Linked DNA regions of Homo sapiens: all the other regions are linked to region 4. A link is an interaction called in ENCODE POLR2A ChIA-PET data of the cell type or tissue named here. Cell type or tissue: GM12878. All regions are shown on one strand. Region 1 has its middle 8.1 kb from the start of ILDR1. Region 2 has its middle 21 kb from the start of CSTA. Region 3 overlaps CASR (calcium sensing receptor). Region 4 overlaps CD86 (CD86 molecule).

Evidence for each region. Peaks named below come from ENCODE experiments on the same cell type or tissue, not always from the same donor. Only the 100,000 strongest peaks of a DNase experiment are listed, where the experiment ranks them.
Region 1: POLR2A ChIA-PET joins it to region 4 with 6 read pairs; 4 of 35 experiments call an interaction of 5 or more read pairs at or near these places.
Region 2: POLR2A ChIA-PET joins it to region 4 with 5 read pairs; 2 of 35 experiments call an interaction of 5 or more read pairs at or near these places.
Region 3: POLR2A ChIA-PET joins it to region 4 with 5 read pairs; 2 of 35 experiments call an interaction of 5 or more read pairs at or near these places.

What each region holds. Positions count from the first base shown.
Region 1 is chr3:122,027,823-122,032,822 of GRCh38, reverse strand. It overlaps a transcript of ILDR1 not described here. Among named protein-coding and RNA genes, the nearest start is that of ILDR1, 8.1 kb to the right of the region's middle. RefSeq lists enhancers at 1,403-1,622, 2,093-2,212, 2,453-2,522. In GM12878, no CTCF peak of the experiment used is centred here; DNase peaks (open chromatin) are centred at 1,832 and 2,262; H3K4me3 peaks cover 1,408 bases; H3K27ac peaks cover 2,996 bases.
Region 2 is chr3:122,344,087-122,349,086 of GRCh38, reverse strand. No RefSeq gene overlaps it. Among named protein-coding and RNA genes, the nearest start is that of CSTA, 21 kb to the right of the region's middle. In GM12878, no CTCF peak of the experiment used is centred here; no DNase peak of the experiment used is centred here.
Region 3 is chr3:122,262,717-122,267,716 of GRCh38, reverse strand. All of the region lies in intron 4 of CASR (calcium sensing receptor), which reads right to left. Among named protein-coding and RNA genes, the nearest start is that of CSTA, 60 kb to the left of the region's middle. RefSeq lists a silencer at 2,529-2,630. In GM12878, a CTCF peak has its summit at 1,461; no DNase peak of the experiment used is centred here; H3K27ac peaks cover 2,638 bases.
Region 4 is chr3:122,079,473-122,084,472 of GRCh38, reverse strand. The region is part of intron 1 of CD86 (CD86 molecule); the gene reads right to left. Among named protein-coding and RNA genes, the nearest start is that of CD86, 27 kb to the right of the region's middle. RefSeq lists enhancers at 2,570-2,619, 2,640-2,789, 2,820-2,909. In GM12878, no CTCF peak of the experiment used is centred here; a DNase peak (open chromatin) is centred at 2,726; H3K4me3 peaks cover 3,124 bases; H3K27ac peaks cover 3,668 bases.

The DNA.
Region 1 (5,000 bases), 52 kb after region 4:
TATTGGCAGAAATTCTTGGTTCCTCAGATGGGAGTGAGCCATCCTTTCTCACCATGTGGACTTTCCATAGTACTGCTTGAGCATTCTCATGACATGGCAAATGACTTTTCCCAGAGTGGACAAGGAAGAAGCTATAGTACCTTTTATGACCTAGGCCTGGAGGTAATACACTACCACTTCTGCTATTCTATGTACTAGAAGCAAGTCACTAAGTCCAGCCCACACTTGAGGGTCATGGATTTAGTCTCCTCCTTTTCAAGGGAGGAGGGTTGAAGAATTTATGGACATATCTTAAGATCACCATACATATCCTATGACCAAACAATTTTACCCTGAACTATAGAAGCAAAAATGGATGGATGGGTGACCCTCAAAACAATGTAACATGTCAAAGAATGTTTATAGCATCATTATTCATAATAGCCAATTAGCAGAAATCAAATGTCTGTCAATAATAGAATGGATAAACACATTGCAGTATATTCTAATACAATGGAATACTATTCAGAAATGAAAACAAACTACAAATACATGCAAAACACAGAAGAATCTCACCAACATATTAAGCAAAAGAGATAAACCCCCAGAATGTGTACTACATTGTTGTTTTATATAAATGTTAAAAGGAGGCAAAGCCAATCTAAAATATAAGAAGTCAAAATGGTGGTTACCTTTGGGGAGAAGCAAGGAGGGAATAATTAAGCAGGGTTACAAGAGAGTTACAAGAGGGAGCTTCTGTTCTATATTTTGTCCTGAGTGGTGGTTGCAAAGGTATATTTACATTGTGATGGCTCATTCAGCCATGCATTACTGATTTGTACATATTTCAGAATTGCCTTATACTTCAATTTTAAAAAATTGTTAAGATATCAAGGAAATAAACAGTACTCATCCAGCAAGAAAGAAAACAAGTATGTGTGCAATTTGGCATGAAAGTAGCCAGTGTGTAATGTCTGCTTTAGACCCAGGGTTGGTGTCCTATTGCATTTGGGCTGCTATAAAAAACTACTATAGACTGGATGGTTTATAAACAACAGAAATTTGTTTCTCATAGTTCTGAAGGCTGTGAAGTCCAAGATCAAGATTCTGGCAGATTCAATGTCTGGTGAGGACAGACTTCCTGGTTCATAGATGGCTATCTTCTCTCTGAGTTCTTACATGGCAGAAATGGTCAGAGAGTTTTTTGGGGGTCTCTCTTATAAGGGCACTAATCCCATTCATGAGGGCTCCAACCTCATGACCTAATCACTTCCCAAAGATCCCATCTCCAAATACCATCACCTTGGGGACTAGGTTTCAACATATGAATTTGGGGGCACAGAAATATTCAGTCTCTAGCAGTTGATAAATGTAATCTGTGGCAGGCCTCAAAGCATATAGTTGTGGTAGACTTTGGTGGTAAGCATCAGTCTATTCCCACAAAGTCTGAGTTGTAGAATGTTGGTTCTGAAAAGAACTTCTGGATCATTTGGTCCAGTGATTTTTCAAACTGACCTCCCTGGCAGAGACAACCCCTTAGGTACTCCACAGGATGTCAGAAATTCTCAGAACACAGTGTGAAAACTACTGATCTAGTTAACTCCCTGGTGCTACAAATAAAGAAACTAATATTTAGAGAGACTGTTACTTATTTAGAGTTATGCAGCTACTTGTGGCAATGTCCGGAGATTCATTCCCATCTGAATGTAATATCACATGTTATGCTGTTCTGGTGGAGAAGGAAGAAAGGGGAAATGTTACACATCTCAGGGCCATGAGCTTTGGAGTAGATACTCTCCTAGTCTGTCACTCTAGGCGACGAAAAAGAGAAAGTTAGCAAAGAGAAGCTGAGATAGAAAACATGTTAGAAAGTGTTCCATTTAGGGGCTGCCCTGGGGAATGCCCTATTTTGTCACCAAGATGCAAGACATTCTCTCATTCAACTCATGCTTTAACTAGCTTCTCAGCTCTGGCTGCAGATTAGAACCACCTGGGAACTTTAATAAGCTACTGCTTCCTGGGCCTCCCCAAATACTAATTGAAACAGACTTTCTGGAGTGAGCTGGAAAGAATAGGATATTTTGATCCTCATTGAGCTTAACCGAGATGTATGTGGACTGACCTCATAATTTCAGAGTAGTTCTGACTCTGAACATCAAACTGAGCCTTGCCAGAAGAGTAAGAAACACTTAGAGAGAGAGAGAGAGAGAGAGAGAGAGAAAAACCCTTGCCTCTTTGTTCTGGGACTGAGCTCACAGAGATAATGAAAGGGAAACCATTAAAACCATCCATAGTTGGCTGCAGAGTGGTGGCATGATTCAGCAGAAGGAATTCACATCCACCAATCACAGCCTCTTGCATTTTGGTCAAGAAGAGGTGGCAAAGAGATGGGGGAATGTGGGGACAGTGGCAAGTGGCAATGACAGGGAAGGGGAGAAGCATGTGGCTGAGTGGTATTGTGTCTGTTTCCATACTGATTAATAATTTTCTCTCTCTCCCTCCCCTCCCCCTGCTTCATGTTGTCAAAGGAGGTGGTGGCAAACTTCAGACACTCTACCTTTGTTGCTATGACTTGAGGACTTGAACCTCTTCTCTGCGGCTCTAGTCCTAGGAATGCAGCCCCCATTTGTCCTTGGTTTCTCCCCTTATAATAAAATGTTGAAAGAATTAGATTCTTAGGCTGTGCATGGCAAGTGCAATTAAAGTTCCTTGGTTTTATAAGTGGCTTTTGGCAGACCATGGAGTCTACACTTCTACTTAGAATGGGTGGATCCTAGCAAGACTTTTCTCTGAGAGAGGTCACCCTTAAAGATACTTTAGTTCTCCATTCCTTTTTCCAGCTAAGGGAGCCTGACATCTTCCTAACCTGGATTCTTCTCCCCTCCCCTTTGAAGTGTAGAATGCCAGAAGTGAAAAGAACCAAAGAGATTATTACATCCAGTTTCCATTTTGTAGATTAAAAACACACTTGAACAAAAGTGATTTATGTAAGGTTACCCAGTATGTCAGGGGAAATGTCAAGGCACAAACATACTTGGTTTAATTCTATAGTAAAAGGTCACTAGTTTTTGTCTTTAAAATATTTATAATGATAAAATATGCCAAAGATACATAAAACTACATAAAATAATAGGCACCATCTATCTTATATCACCTAAATTTAAATGATTTTGCATGTCTAGTGTGTTTCATATGTTTGTAAAAAAATAAAATGTTAAGGATTCAGCTAAAGCACCCGCTAATCCATCTCTCTCCTCTCTCCCTCCTCAGGAGTAACAACATTTAAGACTGGTGAGTCCCATTCCCCTAAATATATATATATATATATATATTTTTTTTAGACGGAGTGTCACCTGTTGCCCAGGCTGGAGTGCAGTGGCTGGATCTCGGCTCACTGCAAACTCCGCTACCTTGGTTAAAGCGATTTTCCTGCCTCAGCCTCCTGAGTAGTTGGGATTACAGGTGTGCACCACCACGCCTGGCTAATTTTTGTATTTTTAGTAGAAACGGGGTTTCACCATGTTGGCCAGGCCGTTCATGAACTCCTGACCTCAAGTGATCCACCCACCTCTGCCTCCCAAAGTGCTGGGATTACAGGCATGAGCCACCACACCCGGCCCCCCTGTATATTTTTATACTTTGTTCTACATACATATGTATCTTCCATAATACTATACGATATTGTTTTGTGTCTTAATTAGCATAATGCTTTAGTCTTTTACAGCTTCTTTATTCACACAACATTATATTTTTAATATTCACCCATGTTGTAAATCTAGTTAATCCACTTTAACAGCTGCATATTATCTCACTCGTGAATAAACACCACTCTGTTTGTCTATTATTCCTCCATTGTAAAGTTGTTCCCAAGTTTTGCACAAATCGCTTTGCAATGAACATCCTTGCACAGGTACCTGTGTCCAAGAATGAGTTTCTATAGAGTAAAGACCTTGAAGGGAAATTACAGGGTCCTAGGATATATACACCTTTAATTCTACAAGATATTGTCAAATTGTTCAACAAAGTGGTTGACTCAATTTACACTTCTCACATGTTTGCCAATACTTAGCTAGCTCAGACTTTCACATTTTAACCAATTTGATGGATATGAAATACCATTTGTTGTTTTGGTTTCCATTGTCCTGATTACCGGTACAAGTTGAGTGTCTTCTAATGTTTAATAGTGAATCAGATTGCTTCTTATGTGAATTACATGTTTATCTGCCTTAGCAGAGGGTTGTCTTCTACTGATTTTTAAGGAGTTCTTTATATATTTCCAATTATAACTTTTTTGCCTTTTTCATGCACAGCAAATATCTTTTCCTAGTTTGTGACTTTTAAAAAAATTTTATGTAGTCTTTTGGTTATAGAACTTTTTAATTTAATATAGTTGAATGAGAATAACAAACTGTTTTTCCTTTCACACAATACTTCACTTCTGACACAAGATATGAGGGTATTTTTTCCATACCAAGCAGTTTTCCTCCTTTTTTTTTTTTTTTTTTTTTGAGATGGAGTCTCGCTCTGTTGCCCAGGCTGGAGTGCAGTGGTGCGATCGCGGCTCACTGCAAGCTCCACCTCCCGGGTTCACGCCATTCTCCTGCCTCAGCCTCCTGAGTAGCTGGGACTACAGGCGCCCGCCACCACGCCCAGCTAATTTTTTTTTTTTTCCGTATTTTTAGTAGAGACAGGGTTTCACCATGTTAGCCAGGATGCTCTCGATCTCCTGACCTAGTGATCTGCCCGCCTTGGCCTCCCAAAGTGATGGGATTACAGGCGTGAGCCACCGCGCCCGGCCAGTTTTCCACTTCTTGGTGGACATCAAGTGAACATCCTACAATTTTACTCAATTCTAATACAATTACCTGGAGATAGCATCAGATCCCAAAGATTAAGGGTTCAGCCCCATGAGACTGTCCCTTCCAATTTCAGATGCTAATTGCGAGTCAAGGTTATCACCTATGTCTCTGACCGTCTGGCTATAAATTGGAGGTACTCACAACCCCCTTGTCAGGTTCAAT
Region 2 (5,000 bases), 260 kb before region 4:
AGTGGCATTAATGGGGTGATGAGCAGAGTGCAGAGCCCAGAGGGAGACTTTAGAGCAGGGGTGTCCAATCTTTTGGCTTCCCTGGCCACATTGGTAGAAGAATTGTCTTGGGCCCCACATAAAAGACACTAACTCTAATGATGGCTGATGAGCTAAAAAAAAACACAAAACTCATAATGTTTTAAGAAAGTTTACGAATTTGTGTTGGGCTGCATTCAAAGCCGTCCTGGGTGCCTGTGGGTTGCGGGTTGGACAAGCTTGCTTTACAACATCTTTTTTTTTTTTTTTTTTTTAGAGACAGGATCTTGCTCTCTCACTCAGGCTGGAGTGCAGTGGTGCAATCATAGCTCATTGCAACCTCAAAATCCTGTGCTCAAGCAATCCTCCTGCCTCAGCCTCACAAGTAGCTACAGGTGCATACCACCACACCAGGTTCGAGCAATTTTTTTTTTCTTTTTTTTTTGGGATAGAGTCTCACTCTGTAGCCAGGCTGGAGTGCAGTGGTGCAATCTTGGCTTACTGCAACCTCTGCCTCCTGGGTTCAAGCGGTTCTCCTGCCTCAGCCTCTCGAGTAGCGGGACTACAGGCGCACGCTACGACGTCCAGCTAATTTTTGTATTTTTAGTAGAGACAGGGTTTCACCATGTTGGCCATGATGGTCTCTATTCTTGACCTCATGATCCTCCCACCTTGGCCTCCCAAAGTGCTGAGATTACAGGCGTGAGCGACTGCACCTGGCCCCGGCTCGAGCATGTTTAAGACAAGTTTTCTCTTCACTTTGCCTCTCTCATTCTCTCCTTTTCCTTTACTCTCCCCTCCACTTCCTCTTCCTCTCTCCTTCCCTAACAATTTAGCCCCAAATCCATTAAGTAGGGCCAAGGAGAGCAGATATTGGTTTTGGATGGTCTGAAACTAGATGTTGGAGTTGGCTTCTCCATGGGTAGGTGCCCACCCACCATGGTGGAGCATAGCTGGCATGGAGAGGGCAGGTATTTACATAGGGGGATAGTGGCAGTGGTCCAGGACAGGATATAAGAGACTGAGCATTGGGGGGCAGATGAGGGGGTGAGGACGGTGGAGGTGGGAGTCACAAGGGTAGGCGACAGGAGCAAGGATGGAAGACTTTACAAATACGTAGAAATTAAACAGCATACTCCTAAATAATCAATGGGTCACAGAAGAAATCAAGAAAAAATCAAAAGGAAAATTAGAAAGTACTTTGACATGAATGAAAATAAACAACATACCAAAACTTATGGAATGCAGCTAAAGCAATGCTTAGAGGGAAATTTATAGCTGTCAACACTTATGCCAAAAAAGATAATATCAAATCAATAACCTAACCTTTTACCTTAAGACACAGAAAATAGAAGATCAAAGTCAACCCAAAGCAAGCAGAGGGAAAGAAATAATAAAGATTAGAGTAGAAATTAATAAAATAGAGAATAGAAAAACACTACAGAATATTATTGAAATAAAAGTTGTTTTTTCGAAAAGATGAACAAAGTTGACAAACCTACAGGTAGACTAAGAGCAAAAAGAGAATACTCAAATTACTAGAATCAGAAATGAAAGGTGAGACATTAATATTGATGTTACAGAAATGAAAGGATTATGAAGGAATACTATGAACAATTGTATGCCAATAATAGATAACATAGATAAAATGAACAATTCCTAGAATAACACATACTACCAAAACTGACTCAAGAAGAAACAGTGAACCTAAATAGACCTATAATAAGTTTGGATATTGAATTAGTAATAAAAAAAGTTCCCACAGAGAAAAGCCCAGGCCCAGATGGCTTCACTGCTGAATTCTACTAAAGGTTTAAAGAAGGCTGGGCACAGTGGCTCACACCGGTAATACTAGCATTTTGGGAGGCCAAGGTGGGTGGATCACTTGAGGTCAGGAGTTTGAGACCAGACTGACCAACATGGTGAAACCCTGTCTGTACTGAAAAAATATAAAAATTAGCCCAGAGTGGTAGTGAGCACCTGTAATCCCAGCTACTTAAGAGGTTGAGGCAGGAAAATCACTTGAACCCAGGAGATGGAGGTTGCAGTGAGCCAAGATTGGCCAGTGCGCTCCAGCCTGGGCAACAGAGTGAGACCATTTCTCAAAAAAAAAAAAAAAAAAAAAAAGGTTTAAAGAAGAATTAATACCAATTCACCAATTCTACCAAAACCAGACAAAGGTGTCACAAGAAAACTATAGACAGGGTGGACATGGTGGCTCATGCCTGTAATCCCAATGCTTTGGGAGGCAAAGGAGGGTGGATCACCTGAGGTCAGGAATTCGAGACCAGGTTGGCCAAGATGGTGAAACCCTGTCTCTACTAAAATACAAAAATTAGCCGGGCGTGGTGGTGCATGACTGTAGTCCCAACTCCCGACTACTCAGGAGCTTAAGGCAGGAGAATCGCTTGAACCTGAGAGACAGAGGTTGCAGTGAGCCAAGATTGTGCCACTGCACTCCAGCCTGGGTGACAGAGCAAAACGCTGTCTCAACAACAACAACAACAAGAAAACTGTAGACCAATATCTCTTATGAATATAAATGCAAAAATCCTCAACAAAATTCTAGCAAACTGAATGTAGCACGTCTAAAAATAATTATATACCATGACCATACGGGGTTTATTCCAGAAATGCAAAGTTGGTTTCATATAAAAAATCAATATAATATACTATATCGATAGAGTAAAAAACAAAACCACATCACTGTTTCAACAGATGCAGAAAGAGCATGTAATAAAATCCAATGTCCTTTCATAATAAAAATGAGCTAGAAGGAAACTTTCTTTTTTTGAAACAGGGTCTCACTTTGTCACTGGAGTGCAGTGGCATAATCTTGGCTCACTGCAGCCTCAACCTCTGGGTTCAAGTGATTCTCTGGCCTCAGCTCCCCAAGTAGCTGGGACTACGGGCGTGTATTACCATGCCCAGATAATTTTTGTATTTTTCGTAGATACAGGATTTCACCATGTTACCCAGGCTGGTCTCTAACTCCTGAGCTCAAGTGATCTACCCACCTCGGCCTCCCAAAGTGCTAAGGTTACAGGTGTGAGCCACCACGCTTAGCCTTGAAGTAAACTTTCTTAACTTAATACAAGGCATCTATGAAAACTCCACAGCTAACTTTTTACTAAAGGATAAAAAAATTATATGTTTTCCTCCTAAGATCAGGAACAAGACAAGGATGCCTGCTCTCATCACTTCTATTCAGTTTTATATTGAAGTTTCTCACCAGTGCAATTATGCAAGAAAAAAAAAGTATCCAGGTTAGAAAGGGGGAAATAAAACTGCCTCTATTTGCAATGATATGGTCTTGTATATAGAAAATTCTAAAGAATCCACCAATACACAAGGTCATCAAGGTTAAAAAATATAAAATCAATGTACAAAAATCAATTGTATTTCTATAAACTTGCAATACATAAGCCAAAAAATCTCATTTATAATAGCATCAATAAGAACAAAATATTTGGGAATGAATTTAACAAAAAAAGTACAAAATATATACTCTGAAAACTAAAAACAATTGTTGAAAGAAATACAGATAGAAATAATTGGGAAAACATCTTATGTTCATGGATCAGAGGCTTAATATTGTTAAGATGGCAGTATTACCCAAACTTATCTACAGATTCAGCATAATCTCTATGAAAATCCTAGCTGACTTCTTTGTAGAAATTTATAAGCTGATTCTAAAATTCATGTGGAAGTTCAAAGAATTCAGAAGAGCCAAAAAACTCTTGAAAAGGAAGAGCAAAGTTGGAAGGACTCACACTTCACAATTGTAAAACTTATTACAAGGCAACAGTAATCAAAAAAGTGTAGTACTGACAAAAGGATAGATATATAGATTAATGGAATAAAATTGAGAGTTGAGAAATTAACTCGTGCCTGTGATCAACTGATTTTCAACAAGGGTGCCAAGATAATTCGATGGGGTAAAGAAATCTTTTCAACCAATGGTGCTAAGATAACTAGATAGCCACATGCAAAAGAATGAAGTTGGACACTTACCTCACACCATATACAAAAATTAACTCAAAAGGGACAAACGACCTAAATGTAAGAGCTAAAGCTACATATCACTTAGAAGAAAACAGGGGAGTAAATCACTATGAGTTTGGATTTGGCAAAGGATCCTTAGTTATGATACCAAGAGCATGAGGAGCAAAAAGATAAATAGATAATTTGGACTTCATTAAAATTAAAAACTTTTGTGCTTCAGAGAATGCCATCAAGAGATTGAAAAGATAACCACAAAATGAGAAGAAAGTATTTGCAAATCATATATCAGATAAGGGGCCTGTATTCAGAATATATGCTGTGGTTTGAATATTTGACTCCTTCAAAACTGATGTTGAAACTTAATCCCCAATGTGGTACTATTGAGAGGTGGGGCCCTTAAAAGATGATGGAATAATAAGGGCTCTGCCCTCATGAATGGCTTAATCCATTCATGGATTAATGGATTAATGGGTTATCATGGGAGTGGGGCGGGTGGCTTTGTAAGAAGAGGAAGAGAGACCTGATCTATCATGCTCAGCCCCCTCGCCATGTGATGATGCTTGTGCTGCCTCAGGACAGGACTCTGCAGAGAGTCGCCACCTGCAAGAAGGCTCTCACCAGATGTGGTCCCTCAACTTTGCACTTCTTTTTTTTTGAGACAGGGTTTCACACTTGTTGCCCAGGCTGGAGTGCAATGGCACGATCTTAGCTCACTGCAACCTCTGCCTCCTGGGTTCAAGTGATTCTCCTGCCTCAGCCTCCCAAATAGCTGGGATTACAGGCATGCACCACCACTCCTGGCTAATTTTTTGTATTTAGTAGAGATGGAATTTCACCATGTTAGTCAAACTGGTCTCAAACTCCTGACCTCAGGTGATCCACCCACCTCGGCCTCCCAAAGTGCTGGGATTACAGGCATGTGCCACTGTGCCTGGCCCTCAGCTTTGGACTTCTCAGCCTCCATAACTGTAATAAAT
Region 3 (5,000 bases), 180 kb before region 4:
GTATATGCTTGGTAACTACCACTGCCACCTTCCCAAAAGGTTCTGTGGTGTCCCTGAAAGTCAACCTCTACCCACTTGCAGCCTTAGGCCACCACTGATCTGCTTTCTTTCTGTCAGTAGAGACAGAGTATCGCATAAATGAAATCATACACTATGTACTATTTTTTTTTAGTCAGTATTCTTTTGCTTAGCAGGACATTTTGTGACCTTTCCTCCAAGGAGTAGATCCTTCTCCGTATCCACAAATTTTATCTACCCTTCAAGACTCGTCTCAAATGATATTTTTTTTTCCTTACTTCAAATCCTAACCTGAATTGTATTGTACTATGTCCTCACAGCAGGTATATAAATAAAATCACATGAGTGTGGAATATTTTCTACTCAAAATTTGTACGTTATCCACTTATAATCAATAAATTATTATGCTTACCAAGTCATATCTCTAAGTCACCTCTTTAAACATCTTTAATATTTCTTTTGGCAGGCTGACTTGCAAGTTTTGCATTTGGGCGTTTTATTTTCTGCATAATATCTTGCCTTTAATTCACATAACAGGGAAGATGGAGATGAAAACCATTTCACTCCTAAGAGCAATGACAGGGAATCTTTAAATTGATAATGATTGATCCACAAAAAAAGCAACATAAGTTAGAAGATAATTTAGATATCTGCCCGAGAGAGAACACTCTTTTTATTATTTATTTATTTATTTTGAGACGGAGTCTCGCTCTGTTGCCCAGGCTGGAGTGCAGTGGTGCGATCTTGGCTCACTGCAATTTATGCTTTCTAGGTTCAAGCAATTCTCCTGCCTCAGCCTCCTGAGCAGCTGGGACTACAGGTGCCTGCCACCACACCCGGCTAATTTTTTGTATTTTTAGTAGAGACAGGGTTTCACCACGTTACCCAGGCTGGTCTCGAACTTCTGACCTCATGATCCACCCACTGTGGCCTCCCAAAGTGTTGAGACTATAGGTGTGAGCCACTGCCCCTGGCTTCTTTTGCTTTTAAAAAGGAACTGACAGTTCCTTTTAAAATGAAATATAAAATTTTACTTGAGATTATTATCCAATATTATATGCTTCCAAATTATTTATTTTATTTGGGGAGTAATATGAGGAAAAAGAATAAACGAAGGGGAAGAGAAACAAAAAAAGCTAGTAGAAAGATCCAAACATAGGAGTACTGCTTGAACCTGGGAGGCGGAGTTTGCAGTGAGCCAAGATCGGGCCGCTGCATTCCAGCCTGGGTGACAGAGCAAGACTCTGCCTCAAAAAAACAAAACACAAACAAACAAAAAGATCTGAACATAGAACATAACATACAGACACAAAGAGACTTACAGGCTCACAAAGAAAACACCACCAAGAAAGACACATAGATCTAAAAGAGGGGCAAATACAGGACATGCATGCACTTAGAAGCTAACATACTCTTTTATGCCATAATATTCCCATCTTGTGGTCTTTTAGGGTATTTCCCCTAAAAGATTTTAAAGTCAAACGGTTGCTCATTATAAGCATAAATGGAAATCACCTCTTGGCACACATTCTTAGTAGCGTCAATTGAATTAAACTGAACATTAGAGACTAGAAACCCCCCCACTCTGGTCTAGGACTTCCAGCTCTTATACAGATAATGAGGGCCAGGTCACACAGATAATGAACAAGATAATGAAGTTCATTATCTTGCCCAGTTCCTGTGGTAAGAGCATGGGGAAGATCCAGGCCCAATTCCCTTCTCTAACGCCAGCCATGTTTTCTTATCTCCCTTCCATCTTCTCTGGCTGTCCTCACAATTTATCCCCCATTCCCCAACTTCCAGCAGTACCAGGAATTCCTAGAAAGATCAGCTCCATCTGACTTCCATCTTCACCATGGCTGCACGCCTGTTTTCTGACTAGTGAGTGTTGGTGTGAGGTGCAGGAGAGTAGGAAGCACACCTTGTGCATGATCATCCTGAGAGAAGAAAGAAGGTGATTTCATACTTACATGATGTTCCACTCAAACTTGATAGTGGGCACGTGACCAAAGCTTGTCCAAACAGAGCCTAGAATACCTTGGCCACAGTGATTGATTCAAGAATGGGTTGTTGGCTCAAACGGTTCCCTGCAAAGGCCTATAGGTAGTGTTGACAGGTCAAATCAACTAGACTGCTATTCACTCATTCATTCATTCAATGAATATTCCAGCGACAGGCATTCTGAACATAGTACTGAACAATACAGGCATGGTTCTGGATCTTATGAAGCTTAGAGTACAGCAAAGGAGTAGTGAAGAGAGAGCTGGGAAGGGATGTGAGGAGGGCTTGGGGGTCTCCAAGAAGAGGTCAGGAGGCAATTGTGAGTTGTATGCTCATAAATCACCTGCTAGTGCTACTTTTGAGGCATATGAGTTGACTGATAAATATTTTTTTGGGGAGAAAGAAAGGAAAAAAATTGTGATTGACCCTTATAACCAGAATTTTAACTAATAAGTGTCTATTTCAGTCAATTAAAGAGCTGTGGAAGCTTAAGCTGGGTATATAAACATCAAAAATGAGGAAGCGAGAATGATCAGAAAATGTGTTGTGGGAATACGATTTGAAAAGACTTCCAGGGGAAAGTGGATTTTGAAAACAATTTAAATGTTCCTGGTGGAAAATGACAGCAGAGATAAAAATTGATGGCCCTTCTGGTGTGGGCTATGGCCTATGCAAAGATGCTGTGCCAAAAACTAATGAGTGATTTGTGAGGAGGTGTCATGCAGGTTGGCTTATAGGGGAAGAACTGAGAGAAGGCAGACATGGAGTTCCAGCTGGAGACTTGGATTAGATTATAGGTGATAAGTTTCCATATAGATCTTAATATTGAGAATGAATGAATAATTGCTAGTTGATTTCCTGATGAAGATATAGGTCTTAATAATGAGAATGAATAATTGCTAGTTCATCTCCTGGCCAAGACCTCAAATTCTGGAACGCCCATCCAACAGCCTGGGTTCCTGAGGCTCAAAGGAGACTCACACCAAGCACTCAGGACATTTTGGCCAATTTCCCATGTCATTCCTCCCTAGAGTTCTGATCCCATTTTCCTATCTGTGCTGTCTCCTGGGGAGATTTTTCCAGACCATGTAAGAGTCAGGAGAACATATCTTTACCTGGGCCATGGTTGGGTGAAGTGTCTGTGTAGTGGACATTTTGAATGTTGGCTGCTTTGCTTCTATTTCTTCCTCCTTTTGGTAATGGCATCCTGACTTCCCACTGGAGATTCACTCCCCCCTTACTCTAAGTCTATGTAGTCTGGAGGACTGCTAGCATCAGGGATGGATCCATGACTTAGGAATGGTCAATAAATGTGGTTTCTGGAACTTTTACAGGATATCTTGGGAAGTAAGGAGATCCTAGCTTCAAGCTGCTACAGAAGCTGAAAATTGCTAACCCTGGGGAATGAAGAACAGAAAGATGAGATGAAAATACCTAGCTGTACCTGGAACACTTCTGAGATTTTTAGTGACATGACCCACTCACTACATTTCCTCTTTTTTTGTTTATGCCAATTTGGTTAGGGCTTTCTATTACACAACTAAAAGTCCCAGTTGTGACTGTAGCCTGTCATGGCTTTTTTTTTTTTCTCACAGGTCCAAGGTCTGGTCTTGACCATCTGTATTTTATTTCCTTATCTGGAAGAGGAGCCATTGAAGAGTAGAACTGCCAAGTTTCCCCCTTGAAGCCTGTTTTTCCTTCAACCCTACTCTTGTCTTGCAGTTTTTTCAAGAACTGAGGTCCTCCTTGCATTGGACGTGAGAGGTAAGAAAGAAAAGACAATAGTAACAACCACCTAGAAGATTGCTCCCTTACTCCTCCTACTTAAAACCCCATACCTTAGCATCATCACTCCTGAAGACTTTAGAGTGCCTGACCTTTATTACAGCACCTCTATCTTGGCAAGGTAGGGGTTCCGTGTGAAGAAAGAAGCTCTGAGTACCCCACAGAAGTTAGAAACTTTAGCCAACAGTGATGGTTGGGTAAGAGGTTCCCATATAAGAAGGGCTGAGAACTTGAAGATTCTGGCCTATTTGACCAACTTAGACAGTCACTCCTTGTCTTTCATGAGAATCTCTACAGTGACTGATACAAGTTGTGTGCTTTTTGCTTCTTGGTATCCTTCCCAAAGGGTTTGTGGTGGTTGGGTTCTGTATACAAAGGTGTTCTAGTTATCATTTTTACCTAATTCATGGATTAATTAGAGCTGTACTGAAATCCTACTATAATAATCACACATCTGTTTAGAGCTTGAAAGTTTACAAATTGCTTTTACATATATCATGTCATTTAATGTCATGAACCTAAGTCAAAAGAACATTGAGTGGAAAGTAAGCTAGACATTAAGTCTGTGTCACAGATGGAGACACTGTGACTTACAGCCATGGTTTGCCTAAGATCACACAGCTAGGAAATGGGGGAGCTGGAGGCTGGCACATTCCATTCAAATTCAGGAATTCCCGCCCTCTCCACTGTCATGCAATCTCTCTGATAGGTCAGTTTGGAACTAAGGAAAATACAAAAGGAGTGTGAAACATGGTCTGATTGAAAAAAATAAGGCACATATGCAAGACCCGAACAGCTATTTAGGATATAAGCTCTTGAAATGAAAAAGATTATGATGTCTCTCCTGTGTGTAATTCAAAAATACAAAACAAGGCTAAACAAGTGTGGGAACTCCTCTTAAGTTCTGATTTTTTCTATGATAACCACTTCAGTGCTTCTTTTTGAAACACTCAATATCAAATCTTTTTACAAAGAGTTTTTGTTTTCTGTGTCTTTGATTTGCTTTTGTCCTAAGCTGTGCTTAGCTGACCTGCTGGGTGGCTTGGTATAGGCTGTCAGTAATGTAATGGCAAAAGTGGTGGCTAAACACAATAATACTAGCTTTATGCCACTTAGTATATGGAATGTAATAGGTACTCAAAAAATACTTCTTACTCACAAGGGAACAATATTGATAATTTAGACATTAGAAAAAT
Region 4 (5,000 bases):
GAACACTGCTATGTCTATTGTAAATTATTATCTATGGCTGCTTTTGCAGTGCAATGGAAGAGTTGAACAGCTATGATGGAGACTGCATGGCCTGCAAAGCTGAAAACATTTTCTATGTGGCCTTTCATAGAAAAAACTGCTTGACTCCTGCTCTAGATCAGCACTGTCCAGTAAGAATATAAAACAGGCCAGGTGTGGTGGCTCATGCTTGTAATCCCAGCACTTTGGGAGGCCGAGGTGGGCAGATTACCTGAGGTCAGGAGTTTGAGACCAGCCTGGCCATTATGGGGAAACCCCGTCTCTACTAAAAATACAAAAATTAGCTGGGCATAGTGGCGGGCACCTGTAATTTCAGCTACTCAGGAGGCTGAGGCAGGAGAATCACTTGAACCTGGGAGGCAGAGCTTGCGATGAGCAGAGATCTCGCCACTGCACTCCAGCCTGGGCAACAGAGTAAGACTCCATCTCAGAAAAAAAGAATACAATACAAGCCACAATTACAAGCCACAGATATAATTTGAAAACTTGTAGTAGTCACATTAAAGAAATTAAAAAGAAATAGGTGACATTAATTTTAATGACATTTTATGTTATCTGATGTATGTGAAATATTATAATCTCAACATGTAATCAGAATACAAATTATTAACGAATATTTTAAATTTTTTGGTGGCACCAAATCTTCAATAATCATGTGGGTGTTTTATAGTTATAGCACATCTCAATTAGGACTGGCTGCATTTCAGGTAACCAGTGGCTACCAAACTGGACAGTGCATCTCCAGATCAGCCCATCCATCAGCTTAATAACATCAGGTGATATCAATTGATGGCATGAGGAACAGAAAAATCAGCCAAGGCCCGCTCAAATTCCTGACCCCAAACATTGTGAGAGAGGGTAAAGGATTCATTGTTCTAAGCTGCTAAGTTTGGAGACAGTTTGTAACATACCAAGAGGCAAACAGAACAGATTGAATAGGTAGGTGCTAAGTAGGTGAAGGGCTTGGGAGTTGACAGGAAGAGTTCTCGGCAAAGGGAACAGCATATGCAAAGGCGCTGAGGCAGGAGGGCACGTGAGAGAAGGTACGAGGAGGTCCCTGTGGCCAAAATGAAGAGACAGGTGAAAGACAAGGCTGAAGAGGTGAGCAGGGGCCAGATCACACGTGTGTTATTGGTCAGTTAAAGATTTCAGTCTTTATATGTGAACCACCAAAGAAATTAGAGCTGAGACTGATATCATCAGATTTGCATTTTGAAAAGATGACCATGGTTTCTGTGTAGCAAATGGATGATAGGGAAGCCAGGACAGATGCAGGAAGACCAATCAGTTGGCTACTGCAATTGTTTGAGTGAAAGAAGATGGCTGTTTGGTCTGGGATAGTAGCAGGTGAAGTAAGGGAAAAGTGGATAGATCAAGAAATATTTAGAATTATAATTAACAGGATATGGTGATAGATCAATATGGGAAATGAGGACAAAGTATTGTTTGATTTATTCATTTATTCATTTGACTCAGCAACTGCATCATTCTTGTCTAAAAGACTGATCCCACAGTGGATGCTACAAGACTCTGTGTTTCACTATTTCACTTTTATGTATTTAGTAAAACTACTAATAAAAGCAACAGAAATCAAACTTATGCTGTGCAGATGGCACAAAATGAGACAGATAGCTCAAAAATGAGTTAGCTGAATTAACATTCATAAAGCCTGAAAAGAGAGACTAATACTAACATGATGAATCTCCTGAGGGTAAGTGTAAGAATCTGTACTTCAGTTTTGAAATAACAACTGTGTAAGAGGAAGAAGTGGACACAGGAGAAATAGTCTATCCATAGTAAACATAAAAATCACATAAGTGTTAGTGTGGTATGGCTAAGTAAATTTCATCCAATCCTAGTGTAGGATTCATTCACTGAACTCTGTGCTAATCAGACCACATCGCTTGTGGTATCACGTTCTGTGAGGTCAGTTATACTTGAATGACACTGACAAATTCGGTTTATCAAGGGGAAGGGCAGCAAGGTTCACTAGTGAATAATGAAATTATGTCAAATGAAGAACAACTAAAAGGACTAGGGTAATGAACCTGAAGAAGAAAAGATTGCAAGTATATGCTGGGTGTCTGCAAATATGTAAGGGCCCTTCCATGGGAGGATACATACACTGTTGCTGAAGGGCAAGTAGTTCCAATAACTAAAAGTTACAGGGAGCCAGATTTCAGTTCCAGATGATGGAAAACTTTTAATAGAGAGCTACAAGCAATGACTGGATTTTCTTGTGAGGTGATAAGCTCCCTGTCACAAGTACTATTCAAACCAAAGTGGGGGTGATAACACAGAAGAGACATTTTAGGAGCGAATCTCGAATTGAGTAAGTGGTTGAACTCATAACTTTTCAGTTCACCTCTAAGATTCTCATTACATTTCCAGGAATAAGGAGAAATAAAGGAGAACATCTGGACACTCCATCGCTCTCACCCTGAGTCAGTTCCTCTCATTTTTAACACAGTAGACAATATGGTACATTTAAAGGATCCCTGTCTGGGTAGAGTCTGCTGAGCTGGCTACAAGTGATCCAGGGCTTCAGAAGACATGGAGAACAGCAAGCACTCCTACAGCTTGGAAGGGTGGTGTAAAGGTGGTAATAGTTGAGCTGAGCTTTGACAGGTGAGTCAGACTTGGTCTCAGAACTGTACCCTGCATGTTAGAACTTGCACGAGTTGATTTCTGTTATAGCAGATGAAGTTCCACCCTGTATTGGTTTTAAGTAATTAAGTCCACTCATTCTGATACTCCCACTTATGAGGGCTGTTAGCCTGGGCCACTGCACTGTTTAACAGTCTTCCTCTGAGAAACGCTGTCTTCCTTTAACAATAACAATGGTTAATTTCCTAGAACTCAACGTGGTAGCTATCGTCCTCTGTCCTTGAAAGGCTTTGCAAGCTTCCAATAATTCTTCCCTAGACAGATTCCTGATAATATATAACCCTGCATCCGAGGCATCTGTTTAATGGGTCTCAAAGAACTGATGCTTCCGAAAGAACCACTTTTTAGTGTTGATTGAGTTTCACTGGATAAATATTTCAGCCATATTTTTGATACACACATAACATCAAGTATAACCTTTTTGATGCTTTTCATTGGTATATATTCTTTGACGACTTTCTGAGACACAATCAAATAACAGTTTTTAAGGACACATGGAAATGGAGGAGTGACCATGGAATTTTTACAGGACAGTAAGAAAAGCTGACTGGCCTGCAGCAGAGGTTGTCTTTGGATAAATAATGGGAGATTAGTTTCTATAAGTAAAGCAAGGAGCAAGATAGCCTAATAGGGCATGGAAAGTCAAATAAGGAATTCATATTTAATTTAACAGAAAATTGGAAGTTTGGAATTAATAGTTTGGGAGCAGAAAAATGGTGTAATGACAGCTTAAAGAAAATAAGCCTGTCAAGAGGTGACGGCTGGTATCAGGGTGATCAAGAAAGCCAGTATTACAGGCTCGTCGACTTGAGATGGTGAGCCTGAAGCAGTAAAGAGGCAGTCGGCATGATGAGGAAGGGATGGGTGTGAGGGCTGCCTCGATGGAACATGAACACTTCTTGGTGTCTGGTGGACAGAGGACATGACTGGAGGTGGAGACGTCCTCCATCCTGAGCTCTGTTTTCCTCAAGCTCCCACCAGCCATGTCTCCTTCTAGCTTAGGCTGGATTTTATGTCTGACTTGGTTTCCAGTCTCTCCTTGGAGCAAATCCCCCTTATTCCCCATTTGTGGAGATTTTTCTGACCGAATGCTTGTTTTCTTTCGTGAGTTGTTCTTTCTGAAACTCATTTGAGAGCACAGTGTTTCCATACAGACATGAGGAGAGCTGCATCAAGGATGAGTAGGTGCAGAGAAGAAATGTCTTCGCAGATTTAGAAGGAGCAGAGGGTGCTTTTATCCACCTTCCAATATTGTAGGCAACTGAAATATTAAAATGAAGAATGCGTTCCCCTCACTGGCCTAGAAGAAGGAGCATAGCATGGCGATAGCATTTAGCTTTTCCGGTCCCCCAAGAGCAAATCTGTGTACAAGACACGCCTAGTTCTCCGAGTTGTATCTAGAATCGAAACTTTCTGAATCAAGGCACACCCTATTTCAAACTATTGATGAATTTGAGAACGATTTTTTTTCCTTTTTGCCAAAAAGGTAAGGATCATGCAAAGTTTCACAGTGCTTCTTCTAGTCTGTGCTCATCCACTCGAGGGCTCTGACTGTCAGGTATGAGGCTCATAGAACTCACTAAAAGGGAGCCATGCCCATCCTGGTCCCCTAAGGTAGCCTGATTCTTGTTTTCTCAGAAACAGCATCATGGTCAAAGAGAGGAAGCCAACATTTCAGGGCCACAACTTGAGGGGCCTTCTCTCCCCATACTGTGCACCAGTCCTACCCTGCTGCTTGGAATTCCCACATTACTCATTCCTTGGGCTAAGGCATTTTTTGAAAGCCCCTGTTAAAATGCAAATGCTAGCTGGAAGGAAGAGGGTTTTTTTTGTTTGTTTTTAAGCCATTAGGCATTAGGTTCAAGTTAATTTATCTAAAAAGGACATGGAACTTAGAAAGGAATCATATCCGTCCATGAATAAAGGAGGACCGATAGGGAACGAGATGCTTCCCGGTGTTGAGGTCTCAGGGCCGTGATGGGGAGGTGGAAAGTGCTGAAGACACACTTTTCTTCCTCCACACATATTCAAAATGGCGCCTATTTCCCAAACCTCAGCCCGAGTGTAAGCCAATGTACAGTTCGGAAACAGCACTGTATAGGAGAAGAGAGGAGAGATAAGGGCCAGTAAAGGGCTGTGTGCCCAGCCTATGGCCCTGTCCTTTCTCCCACCCCACAAATACTCTTACCTGCCTGGCCATGAAAGGTGGATTGCCAGCACTAGAATGGACTGTGGAAAAATGCCCAGGGACCTCTCTGCCACTCTCTGTGCTTGCTTTTGCTCTAGTTTTATCT